Linked DNA regions of Homo sapiens: region 2 is linked to region 1. The links are chromatin loops, found by intact Hi-C in ENCODE. Cell type or tissue: heart left ventricle. All regions are shown on one strand. Each heading gives the region's core, and the rest is flanking DNA. Links, peaks and the distances in the headings are about the cores only. Region 1 overlaps LOC105370461 (a long non-coding RNA gene). Region 2 has its middle 680 kb from the start of FBXO33.

Region 1 (12,653 bases), core at 3,163-11,162:
CCAATATGTTAATGATCTACTACTCTGTTCCTCTTTGGAGGAACTCTCCATTCAGCATACTGTTACCCTTTTAAACTCCCTTGCCCTGGTAGAGGTTCCTATCAGGGAGGGGTTAGGGGAGTGCTGGCTGGTTGTGACTGCTAGGGACTTTAATAAGCTTAGTTAGGGTTGTTCTGCTCTATTAAAGATATAGGTGGGGCTGACTTTGCGGTTTGGTCAGGTGGCAACAGACAGTTCTGAGAAAGGGAAACTTGATACTTTAAGGTGATGGAGTCTTGTTAAGATGGCCATACTCTTGTCCTATCACTCAGGTGATGAATGGGGCCACAGAGCTCCCACAAATTTCTATGTTTTGTTTTTGCCTACCAGAGTGGGTAGAGAAAGACCATCAGGTGGTGGCATATTAGGCATGTCTGAGTTAAGACTCTCCTTGGGTGGGGCTTGTTGTGGCCACTGTGGGGGATGCGGGCTGGTTCTCAGGCCAATGGAGTTATGTTCCAGGGGAGATTATGGCTGCCTCTGCTGCTTTGTACAGGTTTCCAGGGAAGTAGGTGAAAGCTGGCACTGAGAGGCCTCACTTAGCTTCCATGCAGCCAGTAAGGCTAGTCTCACTTCTGCCATGCTTCCCCAATAGCCAACAGAGCTGAATTTATATCCAGGCTTCTGATATGCAGGGCTGTGATCTTGCCCCAGGCTACCAGCCTCCCTGCTGAGAAAGCAAGCAGGGCTTTCAGGCCATGCCCCTCCCTGCCTGCCATGGCTTCTGTGCTTGACTCTGCACTTCCCATTCACTGCCCCCCTGGATTCTGCCTGGGAAAATTTGTGCTTGGTCAAAATTATTACAAAGTTCAGCTGGAAGTCTCCTTCTCCCTGTGGTCATTCCCTAGTTACCCTGGCTGCCCTCCCCAAGGACCCCTGTGAGAAAAAGTCAGAAATGGCTTCGCTGGGTTTTTCTGGGGACTGGGAGTGCCTGTAGGGCTCTTCCTGCTGCTTCTTGTACTTTTATATTTCACTCAACTCTCTAACTTTGTTTCAGCTCTAGGTAAGGTTAAATCCTTCTTCTGTGATCTAGATTTTCAGGTTCCCCAGTGAGGATGTGTGTTGGGAGGTGGACTTTCATACTTTCACACTTTGGGCACTCACAGTTTTTTGGCTGTCTCACAGAGTTTGCAGTGGCAAGCTACTTCTTTCAAAGGGTCTGTGAATCTTTCAGTTTTCCTGGTATGTTCCTGTGGTGGTTCTTGGAGCAAATGTTTATTATGTGAATCTCCATATGCTGTTCTGTCCATCTGAGTGGAAGCTGCAAGTTAGTCCTGCGTCCTATCTGCCGTTTTTTGCTTTTTTCCTTAAATATATTTTCCTCTATAACATGACTCATGCAGTTTATGTCATATAAACTGCAAAATGCCAATGGAATCTGAGTTGTAAAGAATTTGTAGCATAATAATTGCTGGTTTATTAAAATAGATAAGTACCAAAAATAGGAAAATAACCACCATAACTCACATCTTTATTATGACTTCACTTTTGAAGGATAATTTTTAGCAGGGTATATATTTATAGACTGGCAGTTATTTTCCCTAAGAACTTGAACTAGTGATTTTATGTTGCTGCTACCTAAATCCTGGCACCTATAGTCTACATAACAAGGTCTTATATTGGCATTTTGGAATTTCTGCTGAGGGATTATATTGAGACTAGGACAGATCTAGTAATCAAATCAGGCTAGATCTGATCATATTTGAGACTAGTAACCTTTAAGGATTAGTATTCAGGAAAAATAAAGAACTACAAATCAATAAAGGAAAGAAACAACATGTAAAATGGGCATAGCATATAAATAGGGATTTCATAGAGGAGAAAAATTGAACCTCTAATGAACATTTGAAAAGATAATAAACTCATTGATAATCAGTGATATTCAAATGAGATACTATTGCGCACATATAAAATTGGCAAAAATTAAAAAGATTGAGCTTATGATGTATTGATAATCATGTCAAGAAATAGGAACTCTTGAATACTGCTAATGAATTTTATAAATTGATAGTAATAACTATTGCAGTATTTTAGCCTATGAAAAATTTTAGTGGATAAATTGAACAAAGACTTTATTCAAAACTGTTATGATAGGGAAGAGAGATTGAAGTCAATTCCACTTTAACAAAAAGTGAGAGGGATTTTAAGCTTTGAGCTGAGCTCATGGAAAAAGTTCTGGAAGGCTTTAGAGGAGAGGTTGGTCAATGTGATTAGGCCATCTCTGTTTGCTAATTGTTGCTTATTGAAGTTAGGCTCTTACCCTCCCACAGAAACCAGAATATTGGGGTGTTGCCATTCTTGATAATTACTTTTCAAAGGGGATGTTGCTAGGTCCTTGAGGAAGACTTTCCTGAGATGCAAAACTGGCATTCTGGGGTTATAAAACAAGAGGATTTTAAGAAGATTTACTTCTCTAAGGGGCAGAGAAATAATTTGCAATTACAAATTTTCTGAAGTAAATGCTCTAAGAAAAGGGAAGTCAGGGGCCTACAGTCAGGAAGAAACCTATCTAAAGTTGAGTCAAACTAAAGAGAATGTTAAGGCCATCTTGGTTTCTTTGAAGAACAATTTGGTAATATCTGGTAAGGTTAAAGATGCATACAATCAAGGACCCAGACATTCTATTTCTAAATATATACTCTAGGGAAATTATTGCACCTGTGCACCAGGAGATATGTGCAACAAAATTCATTGTAACATTACTAGTAGCAAAAGGTTGGGGAAAGGAGAAACATTCATCAAAAGGAGAATGAATGAAAGTATATTATGGAGTATTTATACAATAAAATACCAATGTCAAGGAAAAAATACAAGTTCCAGAATAAAATAGGTAATGTAATACATTTACACAATGCTATATCTTCATGAATAAAATTATGCATAGGAATTATACCAACTTTTATTTTAAGATAGCAGCGTTAGTGTAGGGGGAAGAAAAGAGAATGAGATTGAATTGGGTTATGTTGAGAGCTTCAGTTCTCTCTATAGCATTTTATTTCTTAAAGAAAAAAATTATCAGAAGCAATTATGGCCACAATTTTAGACATTTTACATAAAATACTTTAAACTTTCAAAATAGAAAGTAACCTTACAACTTCCTAACTTGCTGAAGTTTAAGCTCACTGAAAGTTTAAATTGCAGTAGCTCTGTAGGAAATATAAATATACGGTATTGGTCTTTGTGTATATTTTAATATAAATGGTATCATATGTACCTGTATCAGTTTCCTATGGCCACTATAACAAATTACCACAAACTTGGTAGCTTAAAACAAGAAATAATTATTTCCTCCCAGTTTTGGGGGCCAGAAGTTCAAAATGGGTATCACTGGGCTGAAACCAAGGTGTCAGCAGCACATTGTTCTCTGAAGGCTCTATAGAAGAATCCATTCCTTGTCTCTTCTGGCTTTTGGTGGCTGCTAATATTCCTTGGGTTATGGCCACATCACTTCAGTCTGCAAGAATAGCACCTTCAAATCTCTCTGTCTTCACATTGCTTTCTCTTCTGCGTGTCTGTGTCAAAATCTCCCTCTCCTCTCTCATATAATGATACTTATGACTTTATTTAATACCTCCCAGACGATCCAGGATAATCTCTCCATCTCTTGACACTTAAGTAAGCACATATGCCAAAAGCTTTTTTTCAAACAAGGTAATATTTAGAGGCTTCAGGGATTAGGAATATTTATATTTAGAACCATTATTCAGCCTATTATAGTACCTACCGTCCAACTGATGTTTAAAATTTTACAATGGAAATTATGGGTGTTTTCCATCATATTAGCATAAACCTTTCTCAATCAATGCCTTTGCTATAGAGCATGCCCAGGATGAGTATTATGTATTTTGATTTTCAGTTCTTAAGTTTAGAAGCAATGTTTTCATTTTTTCACTATTACAGAAATGTCGTAATGATTAGTGAAGGTGCTGCAGTGACCTGTACTATAACTTTTGTTAAATCTCATAGGTATGGGATGAGTACTAGGTTTTAGTGGTGGTAAGAGGAAACATAGTTCCATCTGTATGGTTTCATTTTTCTTAGTAAAGAAATGCAATTGTGTATTATTTATTTACTTTAAATAATTAAATAATAAATAAAATAAATGTTTAAATATAGCTTGGTTTTTGACACTATTACTCATTTGAACTTTTATTATCAATGTTTATGATGTATCTCAATCTTAATTTCTAAACTTTGAATGATTGTTTTTTGTTGAAAGATCAAAGCAACAAAACAAAACAAAAATTATAATGATAGCTTACCTGAGTTTCCGAAATTATTAAAAAGCACAGTGGTTCCAGTTCTGGCAAAGCACTACTTACATTGAACTCACTGAATTGCAACCATAATAATAGGGCATTATAGAAATCATTTGCTAAACTAGTATGATTTTGATGCTACTGAGACTAATTTCTTAAATTAGACTATAGTAATAACAATAAAAATTTGAAGAGTAATTTGATGCTTTGAGAAGAATTAGTTAAATACAGCATAATCTAATCAAAAGTTGGTTATCGTTGCTGAAAGTGTTAAATTTATAATTACCACTTTACACTTTATGTTAATATCTACTTAGATCTACTTTTCATCAAACTAGTTTATAAATAGCCCAAGTGCAAAATCTAAGATTAAGTCATGTTTGTTTACTTAAACTAAATATATTTAAATGAATGAGTGAACAAATTGAGAAAATTAACTTCTAAGGATCTCTAAGATATGAGCACTATCTGAAGCTGTGATTATAGTGATTGTTTATTAACCAGAGGAGAGCTTTCCTAGCAAGAAATGCTCATAGTTCAAACTTTCTTAGCAGTTGTATTTGACAATAAGCAGGCATGAGAAGTTTAGAACTTGAGAGCAGGCTTACAAGTAATCAATACAAATAAGTTGTGATAAGTATATTGTATTTTCTGGCCTCAGAAGATGTTTACTCTTTCTGGGTAAATTGACTTAGTATCTCAAATCAATACCAGAATTCAGATCAGGTGTCTGGAATACTATTATATTTCTACCAGAGTAAGGAATATCTCCTACACAATTGCATTTGACTATGTTTTAGCATTTCAGTAGTCGATCAAGGCAGTCATCTTTTGATGTGTGGGTCTGAGTTCTCTCATTTACATCCTAATTATATTTATATTAATTTTCTATAAGGATATAGCAGAATTAAATTAAGAATATAGTTTTGAAATATAATTTATGATATGAAAATCTTTTTAAAGTGGAATGTTACTTTTAAATTAAATGAGGTATGATTACCTGATCCAAAGGTAGAACAGATGGCTGAATAAAAGCCTCCACAGATCATTCTCCCTGAAAGAACACCAATTAAACAACTATCTGCACCAAAAAGCACCTTCATCAGAACAAAAATCAGGTGAATGATTACAGTACCTGTTTTTCTCTTTTCTTTTCTTTTTTTTTTTTTTTTGAGACGGAGTCTCCTGTTGCCTAGGCTGAAGTGCAGTAGCGCGATCTCGGCTCACTGCAGGCTCCGCCTCCCGGGTTCATGCCATTCTCCTGCCTCAGCCTCCCGAGTAGCTGGGACTACAGGCGCCCGCCAACATGCCTGGCTAATTTTTTTGTATTTTTAATGGAGATGGGGTTTCGCTGTGTTAGCCAGGATGGTCTCGATATCCTGACCTCATGATCTTCCTGCCTCGGCCTCTCAAAGTGCTGGGATTACAGGCGTGAGCCACTGTGCCCGGCCACCTGGTTTTAACTTCATATTATAGAAGGAGGCACTGAAGGGGATAGGAAAGACAGTCTTGAATTGCTGATGCCATCCTTTCCCCATCCTCTGGTAATGGCCACGTAGTGCACAGAAAGAATCTGTGTGCTTTGGGGAGAAAGAGCAAAGTGATGATGGGACTTTGCATTGGAACTCAGTGCTGCCCTGTCATAGTGGAACCAACCCTAGACAGAGCTCAGCTGGTGCCCATGGAAGGAGATTTAGACCAGCCCTAGATACAGGGGACTCGCCTATCCCAACTGTAAGAACCTGAGTTCTGTCAAGCCTTGCCACTGCGGGCTAAAGTGCTCTGGAGTTCTAAATAAACTTGAAAAACAGTCTAGGCCACAAGTACTGCAATTCCTGGGCAAGTCCTGGGGCTGTGCTGGGCTTGCAGCCAGTGGACTTGGAGGGCACAGGACCTAGTGAGATGCCAGCTGGAGTGGCCAAGTGAGTGCTTGCACCACCCTTCCTCCAACTTCAGGCAGCACAGCTCTCAGCTCCAGGAGATACTCCTTCTCTCTGTTTGAGGAGGGGAAAGGACAGAATAAAGAGGACTTTGTCTTGCAGCTGGGGTACCAGCTCAGCTACAGTAGGATAGGGTAACAGGCAGAGTCCTGAGGCCCCCATTCTAGGCCCTAGCTCCCAAATGACATTCTAGACACACCCTGGGACAGAAGGAAACCCACTGCCTTGAAGGGAAGGACCCAGTCCTAGCAGGATTCATCAACTGCTTACTAAAGAGCCCTTGGGCCCTGAATAATCAGTGATGGTATCCAGGCAATACTTGCCTTGGCCCTGGGTGAGACTCAGATATGTGTTGGTTTCCGGTGTGACACTGCATGTTCCCAGCTGTGGTGCCTAGAGGGAGGGACTTCTTTTTGAGAAAAGGATAAGGAAGAATAAAGGGGATTTTGTCTTGCAGCCTAGGTACCAGGTACCAGCTTGGCTACAGTGGGGTAGAGCACCAATGGGGATTTTGGGATCTCTGATTTCAGGCCTTGGCTCTTGAGAAGCATTACTGGACCTGCCCTGATCCAGAGGGGAGCCCATTACCTTGCAGGGAGAGTCCCAGGCCTGGAAGCATTTACCTGTAGCTGACTGAAGAGCCCTTGTGGCTTGAATGAACATTGGCAGTAGTTAGGCAAGTACTTGCTGAGGGCCTGAAGTGGTAGGGGCCATGGGGATTCACCTCTTGTGGAAAGAGGAGGGAAGAGTGGGAAGGACTTTGTCTTATGGCTTAGGTGCTAGCACAGCTGCAGTAAAATAGAGCACCAGGTAGTTTCTTAAGGTTTCTGACTCCAGGCCCTGGCTCCCAGATGGTGTCTCTGGATCCACCCAGGACTGGGGAACTTGCTGTTCGAAAGGGAAGGACACTAGCCTGGCTGACCTTACCACCTGATGATGGTAGAGCCCCAGGAATGTGAGTGAACATAGAAGTTGTGATGGATACCCCATTTACACTGATGTGATTATTATGCATCTATGCCTGTATCAAAATATCTTATTTACCCTATAAATACATATACCTACTATGTAACAACAAAAAGTACAAATTAAAACAAATAATTAAATGAAGTATAATTTGAAAATAAAATAGATAAGTTCCAGTAACATGAAAGAAAACATCTTTGAAGAGATTGTAGTTTTTCCCACTGGAACTCCTTAATCTAGATCTTCTGCCAAAAGCAGATCTTTTTCTTTTTATTTAGAAATGCACAGAGCTATTTTAATTTGATTTATTTTGGATTAGAAAAGACTTTATTATTCTTCATGTTATTTTATTTTATTTTTTTTTTTAATTTTTATCTTTAATTTTCATGGGTACATAGTAGTAAATATTTATGGGGTACATGAGATATTTTGATGCAGGCATACAATGCATAATAATCATTTCAGGATAAATGAGGTATCCATCACCTCAAGCATTTATCATTTCTTTGTGTTACAAACATTCCAATTATACTCTTTTAGTTATTTTAAAATATACAATTATTTTTGACTATAGTCATCCATTGTACTATGAAACACTAGATTCCATTCATTCTGTGTAACTGTATTTTGCACCCATTAACCATCCCCACTTTCACCTCCTCCCCTGCTGGCCTTCCCAGCCTCTGGTAAACATCATTCCACTTTCTATCTCCATAAGTTCAATTGTTTTAATTAGTCCCCACAAGTGAGTGAAAACATGTGAAAGTTGTCTTTCTGTACCTCACTTCACTTAACACCATGACCTCCACTTGCATCCATGTTGCAAATAACAGGATCCCATTCTTTTTATGGTTCAATAGTACTCCATTGTGTATATGCATGATATGGTTTGGTTGTGTCCCCACCCAAATCTCATCTTGAATTGTAGCTCCCATAATTCCTATATGTTGTAGGAGGGACCCACTGGGAGATAATTGAATCATGGGAGGCAGTTTTCACCTTACTGTTCTCATGGTAGTGAATAAGTCTCACAAGATCTGATAGTTTTTATAAGGAGTTTCCCCTTTCACTTGGCTTTCCTTCTGTCTTTCCTGCCATCATGTAAGACATGCCTTTCATCTTCTGCCATGATTGTGAGGCCTCCCCAGCCACGTGGAACTATGAGTCCATTAAATCTTTTTCTTTATAAATTACCCAGTCTCAAGTATATCTTTATCAGCAGCATTAGAATGGACTAATACAATGTACCACATTTTCTTTATCCACTCATCTGTTGATGGACACTTAGGTTGCTTCCAAATCTTGGCTATTGTGAAGTGCTGCAATAAGCATGGGAGTATAGATAACTAGTTGGTATACTGATTTCCTTTCTTATGGGTATATACCCAGCACTGGGATCGCTGGATCATATGATAGCTTTAGTTTTAGTTTTTAAAAGAACCTTCATACTTCTCTCCATAGTGGCTTACTAATTTATATTCCCACCAACAATGTATGAGGTTTCCCTTTACTCCATATTCTCACCAGCACTTGTTATTACCTGTCTTTTGGATAAAAGCCATTTTAACTGGGGTAAGATGATATCTCATCATGGTTTTGATTTGCATATCTCTGATGATCAATTATTTTGAGCATCTTTTCATATACTTGTTTGCTTTTCATATGTCTTCTTTTGAGAAATATCTATCATATCTTTTGCCCATTTAAAAATTGTGTTATTAGATTTTTCCCTATTAAGTTTTTTGAACTCATTATATATTATAGTTATTAATTCCTTGTTATATCCTCTTGCTGAATTGACCCCTTTATCATTGTGTTATAACCTTCTTTGTCTTTTTTTATAGTTTTTGTCTTGAAATCTGTTTTGTCTTATATAAGTATAGTTACTCCTCTCTTTTTTGGTTTCCTTTGGCATGGAATATTTTTTTCCATCCCTTTATTTTCAGTATATGTGTGTCTTTATAGGTGATGTGTGTTTCTTATAGGCAACATATTGTTGGGTCTTGTTTTGTAATCCATTCAGCCACTCTACATCTTTTGATTGGAGAGGTTAGTCCATTTACATTCAACATGATTATTTATAAGTAAGGACTTACTATTGCCATTTTGTTATTTGTTTTCTGGTTGTTTTGCGGTCTTTTCTTCCTTTCTTCTTTCCTGTAGTTTGACTTTATTGTTATTTTATGGTATTATATCCCTTTAACTTCAGATAAAAAATATACCACCAAATTATTTTCATTTCTTCTTTTAAAGTGAGATTAAGCTTCAATTCCTTAGCAAGATTCTTCAAATGATTAACTGCACTCAAGAGAATTTATTGAGTACTCGCTTTGCTTAAGGGGAAAGGATTGGGTGACAGAAGAGAGGACAAAGTAGAAGACATTGGAACTATCTATAAGAGTTTATAGCCTAGTTGTGGAGATAATACAGATGCCCATTGAGCATATGGCTGCCTGTGGTCCAGAGTCTCCAGAAGAGGCTGAAGGGGAGTCTGATGAAGGAAGAGCAGCTACAGACCCTCTCATCTTGCAAGGAAACCTTTCAAGATGAGTAAGTTGTTGAATATGTTGGGAAGAACATGACTATTTTTAGGGAAATAACTGCCTATTGGCAGGTGGGTGGGAGTTCATGGGAACTCTATGCATCAAGGTCCTTGTTTGCATACTCCAAGTTCAATAGAATTACTAAAGCCAAGAGAAGCAAGAGGGTTAGGACAAGAGCACCAGCCCCAAAAGCTGTTTGCTGATTCTGGGGCAATAGTTGCATCTCTCTGTACTAGATTTATATTTTTTCTTCTGGGTGGGTGGAAAATGATTCAGTTTATATCCATACTCAGAGAGAGGAGGATTTGTGCAGATCCTGATTACCACAGTATTAGGAAATTTACAACAGCACCCCAAGCATTATATAACTATTCTGCAAATGTTGGATTAGAAAATTTGCTTCTTTGGAGAGCTATTATCTTTAGGGAGAATTTTTTAAGAATGCACTTTAACTTAATTTAGTGCTTATTTTTCAGGCATAACTAGAAAATATTTCATTAATATACTTCAATTCAAGCTGTCCCTAACCTTGCCAGTCACAGATAAGATTAGAAAACAATATTTCAAAAATTTCTGGCTCTATTTTTACCACTCTCACTTGCTAATTTAGGGCATCAAGCTTTCTGAAAATTCTTCTCTGAGTAGGATGACTATCATGACTGATGAAAAATGTAGCCAAAATTTATGCTTGTTATATCAGTGTCTTGTCTTGTTTTGCATTTGTCCCAGATTTCTGTGTTTTTTTTTTTAACAATTTATTATTATTTATCTTTGCATTAGAATACACCTGTGTGGATTTGCTAGACACCCTCTTGGTATGCCCACTTTCTGCCTTGTTCTTTTCTGGTAATGTGTGAGAGTCACATGCAATAACAGAGTTCTCACTTTAATACACATTTATATCTGAAAGCATGACTAATGATAATTCTCTCTTCACAGCCCTTTCCAGACTCAATGTAATACCTCTCTTTCAAGGACAGTGTGAAGAGTGATAACATCATGTTTTGTGGACAGGATGGCTATTTTGCCTTTGAGATGGTGGTCAGAAAAATATTTGGCACTTGATATATTAACCAGTTATCTCCTGGCCTGTAGAGTTTTTTTTTTTCCCAACAGGAAGATTAAATTTATCCTACATAAGCAAGGAAAAAACTAATCCAAACTAAACAAGTGCTTAAATAAGGTACATAATTTAATTCTGAAATTTTATAATTGTGTCTTGACTTCTGGGAAGAACATTTTGATGGAGCTATAATGTTTAATTAGATCAATTTATATTCTTTATGGGAATGAGATAAAAGGGAGAAAGCCTATGATTTTGCAGCATGCACAACTAATGAGATTTAGTAAGACTTTTAAATAGAGAAAAGCTTTTCTTAACAAATATTTTAGAAGAAAATTCTCAATGGCGACAAAAGAAAATTATCAATGGAGACAAAACGACAGTAGCAATACTTGGCCTAAACTATTTAAATGGGATATTTATGGGAATAATATTTTATGGGAAAAATATTTTATGGGAAAATAATATTTATGGGAAGAAAATTATGGGAATGAGATAAAAGGGAGAAAGCCTATGATTTTGCAGCATGCATAACTAATGAAATTTCATAAGACTCATAAATAGAGAAAAGCTTTTCTCAACAAACATTTTAGAAGAAAATTCTCAATGGAGACAAAAGAAAATTCTCAATGGAGACAAAAAGACAGTAGCAATAGTTGGGGTAAAATATTTAAACACTGAAACAACAAAATTGGAATTGAGAATATTCCATATCTGGAATATTTTTTTTCTGTGGGTTTTCTAGGTGCCTCAGTGTCTATTGAGAGTATATTTCTGCTCAGTTAAAATATTGTCTATAGAAAAGAGTTAATTTTAGGTTTCTGTACATCTATTATATATCAATAAATAAAAATAAAATATACAGAAAAAATTTTAGGCCTCAACAGTTTCAAATTTACTAATCACAAAATGCAATTTTGAGATGATTGCAAATAATTTTATATATAAGGCTCTTTTTAAATATATACATTGTTCTGTAAAATACCATTGACATGGTATTACAAACAGATATAGTTGAAAAGCTGATTAGAAGATTGTGACTATATTCAAAGGCTGATCTGCTTACATTATTTTTTCATGTTCAGATAATAAAAATAAAGTAGTACTTTTTCTTTAGTTCAATATACCTTGAGGAATGTATATTTTTTAAGAAAACTTTTCCTTTTGGAAATATTTTTTAATTGATCTGTTTTATAAGAACAACTCTATGACAAAATCAACTTATTTGTCCATAAAAAAGTTTAAAATTATTTAAATTTGCTTATTTATAACAACCCCCTACACTCTCAGTTCTGTCTCTGTTTGGATGATAAGTACCTTTCCTTCAGGCACATGTAGGAATTCCTAGGACATTTCTTATAAATGGTGCAATAAGTTGACATATCCAGGGCCCTGCTGAAACTCTGCCTTTTCAGCCAGAGTCCCCACTATTCTGTCAGGTTCATGCCTCTGCCAGGTGTTACTACTGCTTGGTAGGAACTGTGGTAGGTGTCATGGGGTTGGCAGGCAACAGTGTCCTGTAGCGCAGACTGGAGTGCTGCTTGGTGGTACAATGGTTCCTCTGCCTTGAGAAGGCCGATGGTGACCCTTAGATCAGAGGAGAAGTTGGGGAGGCATAGTGTCTCCCATTTGTCTTAGCTCTCTTACAGGGTCCTGAAAAGTATGGCTGTGCTTCTGTGATTTACAGTGTTTTTAGTGAACTTGCTTAAGTTTTTGCTTAGTGTCCATCTGATTCTAGGATGTGTCTAAAGACTTCCCTTTCAAATAGATACTTGTCAGTCTATCCTCAAGTTTATGAGACATTTCCAGATATATATCAGACTTAGCAGTGGCATAACTTGAG
Region 2 (12,653 bases), core at 2,752-10,751, 370 kb after region 1:
GGCACCATCCAGTGTGTAAGCCAAAAGCACGAGAGCAATACTAATATCCTCCTCTGTTTCCCTTGCCACTCCTCATCCAGTGTTTTCACAAATTCTGCTAAAAATTTCCAATTAAATATTTAACTTGTTTCTTATTCTACATCTCTACCAAAATCACTACAATTTTTTTTTTTTTTTTTTTTTTTTTGAGACGGAGTCTCCCTGTGTCCCCCAGGCTGGAGTGCAGTGGCACGATCTTGGCTCACTGCAAGCTCCGCCTCCCAGGTTCACGCCATTCTCCTGCCTCAGCCTCCCAAGTAGCTGGGACTACAGGCACCTGCCACCATGCCCGGCTATTTTTTTTTTGTATTTTTAGTAGAGACGAGGTTTCACCGTGTTAGCCAGGATGGTCTCAAACTCCTGACCTCATGATCCTCCCATCTCGGCCTCCCAAAGTGCTGGGATTACAGGCGTGAGCCACCGCGCCCAGCCCAAAATCACTACTATTCTTATACAAGTTATTAAGATCTTTTGCCTGAATAATGCCATAGTATGTTGAATAGTCTGTCATTCGCTTTAGCCTTTCTACAATTAGTTCTCCATATTGCAAGTGCTAATGTGACCATGTTGCCCTGCTTTCCACACTTAAAATTCTTTAATGATTTCATATTTTTCTTTGGACAAAAGCAATCTTTTTGATATGACTTGTAAGACCTCCCCAAAAATGATCTCTAACAACTCCTAATTTTTTTGTTCCAATCACACAGCATGCTTCAGTCCTTTGTATCCAACATACTTTCCATAAGTATCTGTTTATTTAGTTTAGTTATTCTCAAATTTCAGCTCAAGCATTGCTTTCTCAATGTAGCCTTTTTGATCTCCATGATAAAATTAATCACCCCCATGAAATCATTCAGTATCCTCGTAATTCTAGTCTTTTAGCACTTCCCTCAGTAAGAACTTTGCATTTGTACCATGCTTATTACATATCTACTTTGCTCAATTATAAGCTTCCTCAGGAAAGACATTATAACTTTTGTTCCTTATCTTTGAGTCATTAATGTTCAATTAATCATTTATTGTTTGACCCTATGACAATTAACTCTTGTATTCTTTGAATTGAACAAGTCTGTTTCCCCAGCAGGAGTTCAATAAGTATATGATAAATAGGAAAGTGGTATTGTAAGAATAATAAATTGGAGGTTCCATAGCTTTACAGCAAAAATACACTTAGAAACAGGCCTGAGGAAATGACAGCCTGGACAGTTTTTGTGAGTGAAGAGAAGATAAACTGATGCATTCAGTCATTGAATCATACATTCATTCTAAAGGCATATAGCAAATACCTACATGCAAGGCATTGAACAGATAAAATTAAGGTATGTACAAGGTTTAGAAGAGAATGACAGTGTCTGTATCTGTAAATCAAGTACATTGACAGAAATAAAGAACGAAGGCAAACAAGCTGGTTGAAAAGAAAGTCAACAATTCTGTTTTAAGTATGATAAATTGAAGTGTGGATTTATGTAGAATATGTGTTTGGCAATTCAGTACTGGAATTTAGAAGAGGAGTTGTGTCTAGAAATAAATTGAGATTGAGAAATTTGCATGGTGAAGCTAGTTTAAAGTTATGACTGTAAAGGCAGTCAAAACGGGCCATATACTGTGCAATCTCAATGAAAATAAATGTCCAGAATAGGAAAATCTATAGAAATAGAAAGTAGATTTGGGGTTGCTTAGGGTTGGGAGTGAGTGTAGAGTGATAGCTAAGGAGTACAGGATTTCTTTTGGGAGTAATGAAAGTTTTTAAAAAATGATTATGGAATGGATACACAATTCTGTGAATATACTAAAAGCCATTGAATTATATACTTTAAGAGGGCAAACTGTATGGTTTGTAACTTATAAAGCTGTTAAAAATAAAGCCATAACTATAAATGAGTTATCAGAGGGATTAAAAAGTAAAGAGGAAAAATTTATAGAACCAAAGAGACTGACTCTCAAGAATATTTATAATTGAAAGATAGGAAAAAGGAAGTAGGTAAGGAGGCAACCAATACTTTCAAAAATCTCCTTGAGAAAATGCCCTGAATTTGAAAACTTACATATAATTGTGGTATTTGACAGTGCTCATAAGAACATTTGTAGTGTTGAAACTAACAGTTTCAAGAAGGTAAGTCATAAATAAATAGGAAGTAGGTAAACAAAGTAATAGGCACATTTTAAAGACTGTCCTGAGGGTAAAAGGAGAATGGCAACTCTAAATAGCAAGAGGACTTGTCCAACTCCTGGACCTTCAGTAGATTGAGTAAACTGTCTAATCTGCAAGTTCTCATAATAGGCCAAGAGTGTCAGAATGGCATATCCAAGTGTAATCCTTAGACAGATAAGAGTAAAGTATGACAGAGAACAGAAATGCACACCAGGACCAAAGAGTGAAAAGCAAGATCACAAAAGTGGATTAGATTCCAGAGTCATGAACTCTCCAGGAAGCAGTTGGAAACGAATACATAAGGAGATGTTTATGCTTTTTGAATAAATGAATGATTCAATAACTGGATGCATCGGTTTATCTTCTCTCCACTCACAAAAACTGTCCAGGCCTTTATTTCCTCAGGGCTGTTTCTATGTGTATTTTCACTTTGAAGCTATGGAGCCTCCAGTTTATCATTCTTAAAATATTGCTTTCCTATTTAACATATACTTATTGAACTTCTGCTGGGGAAACAGATTTGTGCAATTCAAAGAAGGCAAGATTTAATTGTCATAAGTTCTGGGTCCAAGGCTTAATTTCTTTATTTTACTACATTGTGATTATGGATAGGTTACCTTTTTTTGCTTCAATTTCATCTTTAAACTGGAAGAGGTGAGGTTAGTAATGCCCATTCCAGAGGGGATTGGAAAATTTGAAGTATATAGCGTGATACCTAGTATATTACAGGTACTCAAAAATATTGAATGAAAGAAGACACTCAAGTGTTATCATGTATTTTCAAATACTTTTAAATTTAAGGAGATTAACTTATTAATTAATCCTGTTTCAAACAGCAAGAGAGGAGTGATAAAAGCTCCAAACAATTTTCTAGGAACAAGAAATTTTGTAGCTTGTAGCCTAAATACAAAGATGGATAGTACACTTTAATGACAATTCAGTAGTTTAATTGAAGAAAGACTTCTATGTTTCAAATTTTATCTTTTTCAATATGTTTTGAAAAAAAATTGGCGCATAACTTCTCTCTAAGACCTTCTTTCAGGGCCATGTGAAGCAACAGGACTTAACTCTGGTCTGTGTGGCTGCTGTGGCACCTGTTGAGACCCTGTGGCAGAGGAGTTGCTTCTCCCTGCCAGGGTCAACCAGCATCCTTGGGCATTGCAGACACCAGAATCACTCCCTCTCTGCATGTTTCTTTGCCAGCAGCAGAAAGTGAAGCTCTTAGGGAATAGCGAGAACAATAGTTCTTGGGCTAGGAATCTCCTCCTTTTCCTTGCAAGGTGTGGAAGAGAGCTGTGGATCTGTGCTAATTATGCAAAGAGTCACTCATTTTAAAGGAAAGCAGTTATTCTAGAAATAAGAATTTAGTTTTCCTTCATGTTTCAGGTGCTTGCCATTATTTATATAATCCTCAAAACCACTCTTTCAGATAGATAACAGTTATCCCCATTTTATAGGCAATGAAACTGACGTTCATGAATTATTCAAATGTCACATCCAAGCTCACACAGCCAGGGCTATGTGATATGATAGGGCTGATATTTGGAGCCAGATCTTCTTTAGCATAATACACTGAAGAATCCAAGTCCAGTACCAGGGCAGCCAGCAGGGGTAGGGGGAGAACAACTAATTTTGTTTTCACGGTCATCTGAGTAATTAATAATGACGAGTGGGAGTAGAGGGTAGTCAGCTCTCAAATAGTGAGCAGGATAGGCCAGGTGCCGTGGCTCATGCCTGTAATCCCAGCACTTTGGGAGGCCGAGGCGGGTGGATCACGAGGTCAGGAGATCAAGACCATCCTGGCTAACACAGTGAAACCCTGTCTCTACTAAAAATACAAAAAGAAATTAGTCGGGCGTGGTGGCAGGGGCCTGTAGTCTCAGCTACTCGGGAGGCTGAGGCAGGAGAATGGCGTGAACCTGGGAGGCGGAGCTTGCAGTGAGCTGAGATCGCGCCACTGCACTCCAGCCTGGGCTGCAGAGTGAGACTCCATCTCAAAAAAAAAAAAAAAAAATTGTTAGCAGGATAAAGCCTTCAGTGTTGGCTTTTGGAGAATTTATTTTTAATCGGATTAACAGACTCGCAGTTGCTTAAATTATTAAAATATTCTGTTGGCCCTTTTTAATGAGACTCTGTAATCCGGTCTTGATGTATTTTGTAATAATATGTTTTCCACTTTATCTTATTAACCATGTGATCCAGCAACAACTATTGCCTCAGGGGCCTACAGACAACTTTTTTTCTTGCCTTTTAATTTTTTAAAAACTCTATTACTGCATGCTGGGAATATTTTCTCCCATTGCTGTGAAGACTTCCATGATCATGGAGATCCACAACTGTCTCCCCTTGTCTGACCCTCTGTAGAATTTATAGACAACACTATATCCTTTTGAGACTGACTTGCTTTCTCAATGAGACTATACAATTCTCAATAGTTTTTATACCTGTGTGTTCTCACTAGTGTCTAGTATGTTATACACATAGAATGCAGTCAATACCTATTATTCAATGGATAAAGTGAAATTTTCTGTAGGCTGAGGAAAACAGATACCATCAAGAAAGAAACTGTCTTAGAAGATTAATTTGTGAAAGTTTAGTAAAAACTATAAAACAAGAACTAAATTTTAAAACCAGAGATGGAAAAACACCTAAAAGAACAATGAAACAGTTTATCAGTTAATTGAATTCAGAAATTAATCATTTTTATATGCATGCAGTGTCCCTGTTTCTACTCTAAATTCAAGTATGAATGCCAACACTGAATTCAAATAGAACTTTTGTGAATGAGTAACTAGCTCAAGGTCAGCAATAGATGGAGTATGCTGCTTGTCTGTTTCCCAGGAAGTATCCTGGAAGCTATGGGTGTAACTAAAAGGTCACTACAGTACCCCATATTTTGCATTGTTAAAGCTTCTGGGAATATGACTCTACATCAAGATGCCATCTCTTAAGACTACTGAAGTTTTTAAAGCAATAAGCTTTTGTAACCTTATAAAATATCTTTTCCCAGAACCACCTCCTAAAGCATAGAAGAAAGATGTAATAAAGGCAAAGTCATTGAGCATCTTTGTACAATATTGACAGTTTGAAAACTATATTTAGGTATCAGGAACCTATGCTTAGATATACATGATCATACTTTCATTTATTGGGCATTTCCATTCAAATAAATTAATATTGATTAACTGATTTTGCATCCAATTGTCTTCACCTAGGTAATATCATTGAACTATTGTGTGTGTGTTTGTGTGTGTTAATGATGTTGAGACTCAGAGTCTCTGGTCACTACTGGATTAATATTGTGGATGTTTTAACAAAAGCAGAAATATATGACTCTGGAAACGTCACTTGAGACTTCTCTCTTTTTTTTTTTTTGAGACGGAGTCTCGCTCTGTCGCCCAGGCTGGAGGGCAGTGGCGGGATCTCGGCTCACTGCAAGCTCCGCCTCCCGGGTTCACACCATTCTCCTGCCTCAGCCTCCCAAGTAGCTGGGACTACAGGCGCCCGCCACTACGCCTGGCTAATTTTTTGTATTTTTAGTAGAGACGGGGTTTCACCGTGTTAGCCGGGATGGTCTCGATCTCCTGACCTCGTGATCTGCCCGCCTTGGCCTCCCAAAGTCCTGGGATTACAGGCGTGAGCCACCGCGCCCAGCCAAGACTTCTCTTAACCTGATGACTGAATCCAAGATTCCTTTATTTAAGCAAATGTTCTAAAACACTGATATGGCCACTGCTGGATTTTTAATAGTCATTTTTCACTGAATGCACACACTGGCATTCTAAATCACAAACATTATTATCAATTTAAAAAGCATATAACATTCATCTGTTTTTCTCCCACTTTGATTTTTAGTCCAGGGGTAACTCTGTGAAAGCCAGGTCAAATGTTTTCTGTATACAAATTTCAAAGTTTATCAAAGGTGAGACACAGAGAAAATTATACACACACACACACACACACACACACACACACACACACGATAGACATATATATTTCACATACACCACATTTTCTTTATCCACTCATTTAGGTTGGTTCCATATCTTTGCAATTGTGAATTGTGCTGCAGTAAACATATACATGCTGGAGTCTTTTTGATACAATGATTTTTCCTTTGGGTAGATATCCAGGAGCAGGATTGCTGATAGATAGGTTAGTGCAGCAGTAATTAATTAAAGTAATTTTACTATTAAAGTAATGGCAAAACCCACAATTACTGTTGTACAAACTGAATACTTTTGCTTCTTTAAGAAACCTCTATACTGTTTTCCACAGTGGTTGTGCAAATTTACATTCCCACCAGCAATGTATACGCATTTCCTTTTCACTACATGTATGACAACATCTATTGTTTTTTTACTTTTTAATAATGGCCATTTTTGCAAGGGTAACGTGGTAGCTCATTGTGGTCTTAATTTGAATTTCCTGATGATTAGTGATGTTGAGCATTTTATTTATATGTTCGTTAACCATTTCTGTATCTTCTTTTGAGAAGTATCTATGCCATTTGCCTGCTTTTTGATGGGATTTTTTTTTTCTTGATGATTTGAATTCATTATAGATTCTGGATATTAGTCTTTTTCTCCAACTCTGTGGGTTGTCTGTTTACTCTGCTGATTATTTGTTTTGCTATGAAGAAACTTTTTAGTTTAATTAGGTCCCATTTATTTATTTTTGGTTTTGTGGCATTTGCTTTTGGGGACTTAGTCATAAATTCTTTGCCTAAACTAATATCCAGAAGAGCTTTTCCTTGGTTGTCTTCTAGAGTTTTAATGGTTTAAGTCTTAGATTTAAGTATTTGATCTATCATGAGTTGATTTTTTGTATGAGAGATAGGGATCCAATTTCATTCTTCCACATGTGGCTATCCAGTTTTCTCTGCACCATTTATTAAGTAGGATGTCCTTTTGCCAATTTATGTTTCGTTATCTTTGTTATCTATTTCAAAGATAAAGCAGTAAGGCTGTAAGTATTTGGCTTTATTTCTGGGTTCTCTATTCTGTTCCACTGGTCCAGTGTCTACTTTTATAGCAATACCATGCTGTTTTGGTAACTATAGACTTGTAGTATAATTTGAAGTCAGGTAATGTCATGCCTCTAGATTTGTTCTTTTTGCTTAGGATTGCTTTGGCTATTCAGGCTCTGTTTTGGTTCCATATGAATTTTAGAATTTTTTTTCTAATTCTGTAAAAAATGATCTTAATATTTTATAGGAATTGCATTGAATTGTTAGAATGCTTTGGGCGGTGAGGTCATTTTCATGATATTAATTCTCCCAATCCATGAGTCTGGAATGTATTTTCTCTTGTTTGTGTCATCTGTAATTTATTTCAGCAGTGTTTAATAGCTTTCCATGTATGGATCTTTCACCTCCTTGGTTAAGCATATTCCAAGGTATTTTAATTTTTTTGCAGCTATTGTAAAAGGGATTGAGTTCTTGATTTCATTCTCATCTTGGTCATTGTTGGTATATAGCAGTGCTACTGATGTGTGTACACTGATTTTGTAACCTGAGACTTTACTGAATTCATTTATCAAATCTAGTAGTCCTTTGGAGGAGTCTGGGGTTTTCTAGGTATACAACTAAATCATTGGCGAACAGTGGTAGTTTGACTTTCCTTTTTTACAATTTGGATGCCGTTTATTTCTTTCTCTTGCCTGAATGCTTTGGCTGGGACTTCCAGTACTGTGTTGAATAGAAGTATTTAAAGCGGGTGTCCTTGCCTAGAGTCAGTTCTCAGGGGGAATGCTTTCAACTTTTCCCCATTCAGTATGATGTTGCCTGTGGGTTTATCATATATAGCTTTTATTATTTTGAGATATGTCCTTTTTATGCCTAGTGTGTGGAGGGCTTTTATTATAAAGGGATGCTGGATGTTTTTCAAATGCTTTTTCTTGCATCTATTGAAATGATCATATGGTTTTTGTTTTTAATTATGTTTATGTGGTATATCACATGTATTGACTTGCATATGTTAAACCATCCCTGCATCCCTAAGATGAAATGCACGTGATCATGGTATATTACCTCTCTGATGTGCTGATGTATTCATTTACCTAGCATTTTGTTGAGGATTTTTCCATCTGTGTTCATCAGGTTTATTTTTTCCATCTATGTTCATCAAATATATTGGTCTGTAGTTTTCTCTTTTGGTTATGTCCTTTCCTGGTTTGGGTATCAGGGTGATACTGGCTTCAGTTCATTAGGGAGAATTTCCTCTTTCTCAGTCTTTTGGATTGGTACCAATTCTTCTCAGTACTCCTGCTTATTGTTGGTTTCCATTTCCATAAAATATCTTTTCCAACCCGTTTACCTTGAGTTTTTATGAATCCTTACATGTTAGATGAATCTCTTGAAGATAGTAGATATTTGGTTTGTAATTTTTTATCCATTCTGCTAATCTTTATCTTTTAAGAGGAGCATTTAGGTCATTTATGTTCAATGTTAACATTGAAATGTGAGGTACTTTTCCATTCATCATGTTAATTGTTACCTAGTGATATGGTTAGGCTCTGTGCCTCCACCCAAATCTCATGTTGAATTGTAATTCCCAATGTTGGGGGAGGGACCTGGTGGGAGGCAATTGGATCATGGCGGTGCATTTCCCCTTGCTGTTCTTGTGATAGTGAGTTCTTAGGCAATCTGGTTGTTTAAAAGTGTGTGGCACTTCCCCCTTCATTTTCTCTCCTGCTTCACCATGGTAACACATGCCTGATTCCCCTTCACTTTCTGCCATGATTGTAAATTTCCTGAGGCCTCCCAGCTATGATTCCTGGGGAGCCTGTGGAACTATGAGTAAATTAAACTTCTTTTCTTCATAAATCATCCAGTATCAGGTAGTTCTTTATAGCAGTGTGATAATGGATTAATACACCTAGATACTTTATTTTCTTTGTTGTGTTATTTTTTATAGGTCTTGTGAGTTCCAAGAGTCTTTCAAGAGGTCTATTCTGGTGCATATTAAACTGTTATTTCAAGATTTAGAACTCCTTTTAGCATTTCTTTTAGGGCTGGTCTTGTAGTGACAAATTCTCTCAGTATTTGTTTGTCTGAAAATAAATTTATTTCTCCTTCATTTATGAAACTTAGTTTTGCAGGATACAAAATTCTTGACTGACCATTATTCTGTTTAAGGAGACTAAAGATATGACCCCAATCCCTTCTGGTTTGTAAGGTTTCCACTGAGAAGTCTGCTGTTAGTCTGCTAGATTTTCCTTTATAGATAGGTTTCCTGATGCTTTTGCCTCACTTTTCTTTGAATTTTTTTTTTCATGTTGGCTTCAGGTAGCCTGGTGACTATGTGCCTTAGTGGTGTCCTTTTTGCAATGAATATCCTGGGAGTTCTTTGAGCTGCTTGTATTTGGACATCTAAATTTCTAGCCAGGCCAGGAAAATTTTCTTCAATTATTCCCTCAAATAAGTTTTCCAAACTTTTTTGCTTTCTTTTTTCGCTTAGGAACATAAATTATTCTTAGGCTTGGCCATTTTACATAATCCCATATTTCTTGGAGGCCTTTGCTCATTTCTTTTGATTCTTTATTCTTTATTTTTGTCTCATTGGGTTAATTTGAATGCCTTGTCTTTGAGCTCTGAAATTCCTTCTTCTATTTCGTCTAGTTTCTTAATACTTTACACTGCATTTTGTAATTTCCTAAATGTGTCTTTTATTTCCAGACATTCTGAAGTTTTTCTTTAAAATATCTATCTCTTTAGAAAAATTTTCATTTACATCCTGAATTGTTTTTTTAAATGTCTTTATGTTGGTTTTGTCTTTCCCTGGTATCTCCTTGAGGAGCTTAATAATTCACCTTCTGAATTCTTCATCTCGTATTTAAAATATTTCATTTTGGTTTGGATCCATTGCTGGAAAGTTAGTATGATTTTTAGGGTTGTTATAGAACTCTGTTTTGTCGTATTACCAGAATTATTTTTCTGGTTTCTTCTAATTTAGATAGGCTATTTGTTCTAATTATTCCTGAACATTTTTTATTTGATTTTTTTATATTTCTTTTTCCCCCCCTCAAGGATGTGACTTTAATATGTGTAGTGTATTATACCCTAATTTGGCTTGTGATGCTTTTAGGAGTGAAGAACATGTACAGGTTCCTTGGTTATAGAGAAACTTTTAATAATGGCTTTCTCAGATACTGGCTGTACTGGCAATATGCTGGTATGTGAGCAGATTATCTCCTATGGGGTTGGAATGGCAGAGGTCTCTTGAAGCTTATCTCATTCCCTCGTGGTTTGCATTTTTAATTTATTTATTTTACCCCAATATTTTATTTACTGGGTTGAATAGTTCGGGCTTCATGCCAATAGGGGACGTGTTCCTGGGTAGAAACCAGTTGTGGCTAAAGCAGGTAAATAAATGCAATAATAAGTTGTTGGCAGATGTCACCACCTTGACAGAGGTGGCTGGAGGAGCGCTCAGAGAAATGCACTGAAGTCTTATCAGAGGGAAATATGAGACCCACCTCAGAGCCCCTGCCAGGACAGCAGGAAAGCAATTCACCTCCCAGACACAGTTCTGACTCAGTGTTCTGGCTCTTCAGATCCAACAGACACTTTTTTAATCTGCAGGAATGTTGATGTCCCAAGTAGAGAGGAGCTGACTCTACCCCTTGTGCAAATCTGAACCTAGAGGGCCTCCTTCTGTGGGGATGTGGTCACCCCGAAATGTTCCAGAAGGGTTGTCTTTAGGTGCACCCACGCTGAGCTCCTGTGGGAGACGTTGGGTTCATAATTTTTGAAATGTAAATATATAGGGAAAAATAGTACTCACATCTTCTTGGCACCTTGGACTTAGCCCAGGGATCTAGTCCAGAGCATTTGGCACTGGTAGTTCAGAGCAATTAACCAGAGAGAGGGCTACAGATCTAACTTTCATGTTATATGAAGAGTAAAAAGATTCTAGAGGAAGTGAAAGCGTACATCCCCTACCTTACATCATATACCTTTCCATGTCTCTGGAGGCTAGGGCTTTTCACAAGCACACTGAGAAATCCAGGGGCATTTAATCTCCCCAGAGCTTCCTACAGGCTAGATTTATTGATAGATGCTTTCCAATATATTATTTGATTGCCACAAGAAGTCTGCATAATAACTATCATTATGCTGAGTTTAAATTTGAGAAAAACAAGGCTTGGCAAGTATAAAACAATCAGCTCCAGACTCTGCAGCTAGAGTAGTTATTGGTTTGGTAAAAAAAATTCTGCCTGGCTCCAAGACTATCCTGTTTTCCTCTGTACCACACTGAAGTGAAGGAGAACATATTCAAGTAATCTCTTGTCCTAGGATATCTTTGACAAATAAAACAAGAAATTACTTTAAAAAATGCTTTCACCATATAGAAAGTTAAAAACCTAAAGGAAAATGAAACCACATTGATACCTGAAGTCTGGGTCAAAATCAGGAGGGAAAAAAAGCCCCCAAACTTGAAGCTTTTCTTGTAATTTTCAAAGGAAAACATAAGTATCTCATATCAGAAAGCAGACCTTTCTAAAAAGCAAAACTATTTCAAAATATGTTATTTTCTGGCATTAATCCTCAGATGGACACATCTCTCTTTATTCAGTGACTTTTGCTCTTTCAGGTTAACCCCCAGAGACCCATTCTGAGAGCTAAGATAAGCACTGCTAAGCAAATGTACAATAACACATCACAGATCTGAGAAAAGTTTTCTACACACCTAAAGCCTAAGGATAAAATTTAAATAATGGAAGACAGCCTAAAGCTTGAGATCCAGATGTTAATACTCTACTAATGGCACTCTTTAAGCCTGAAGTCAAATGCTAGGCAAAAACAATATTTTTCTTTTGTTGAAATAAATAATTTCTATAACCTGAGAAGAGCAGATCAACTAGCAATCTCCTTGTTTCCTTGGTACACATCCCTCCCTCATTCCACAACAAAACAAAGGAAATCAATCAAATTAAAACATAGCAAAACATAGTGGTTTTATATTGGAAAATTTTTTGCCTTCTTATTTATTTATTTGAGACAGAATCTTGCTCTGTCACCCAGGCTGGAGTGAAGTGGTGCAGTCTTGGCTCACGGCAACCTCCACCTCTGGGTTCAAGTGATTCTTCTGCCTCAGCCTCCCAAGTAGCTGGGACTATAGTGATGCACCACCATGCCCGGCTATTTTTTTTTTGTATTTTTAGTAGAGACAGGGTTTTACCATATTGGTCAGGCTGGTCTTAAACTCCTGACCTCGTGGTCCACCCGCCTCTGCTTCCCAAAGTGCTGGGATTACAGGCGTGAGCCTCCACGACTGGCCTTTGCCTTCTTAAGAAGTGATAAAAGGAATGACACTTTCATAAACTAACAACCTTTCCAATTTAGAGTCCTGGAAATATGATAGCAAATAATACACAACATTTTACAATGTGTCCTCAAAATTACAGTTTTGTAGTGTTTTAAGTAATTGCGAATGATAGAACACTTATTTGTAAAACA

The links. Hi-C counts contacts between places; a loop is a spot of excess contacts. Peaks named below come from ENCODE experiments on the same cell type or tissue, not always from the same donor. Only the 100,000 strongest peaks of a DNase experiment are listed, where the experiment ranks them.
Region 2: a loop joins it to region 1, with 4 times the contacts of the local background. A loop is called at or near these places in 1 of 110 quality-filtered maps.

Annotation. Positions count from the first base shown.
Region 1 is chr14:39,733,813-39,746,465 of GRCh38, forward strand. All of the region lies in intron 5 of LOC105370461 (a long non-coding RNA gene), which reads left to right. Among named protein-coding and RNA genes, the nearest start is that of FBXO33, 310 kb to the left of the region's middle. RefSeq lists an enhancer at 437-970. In heart left ventricle, for the core only: no CTCF peak of the experiment used is centred there; a DNase peak (open chromatin) is centred at 6,189.
Region 2 is chr14:40,108,841-40,121,493 of GRCh38, forward strand. No RefSeq gene overlaps it. Among named protein-coding and RNA genes, the nearest start is that of FBXO33, 680 kb to the left of the region's middle. In heart left ventricle, for the core only: no CTCF peak of the experiment used is centred there; no DNase peak of the experiment used is centred there.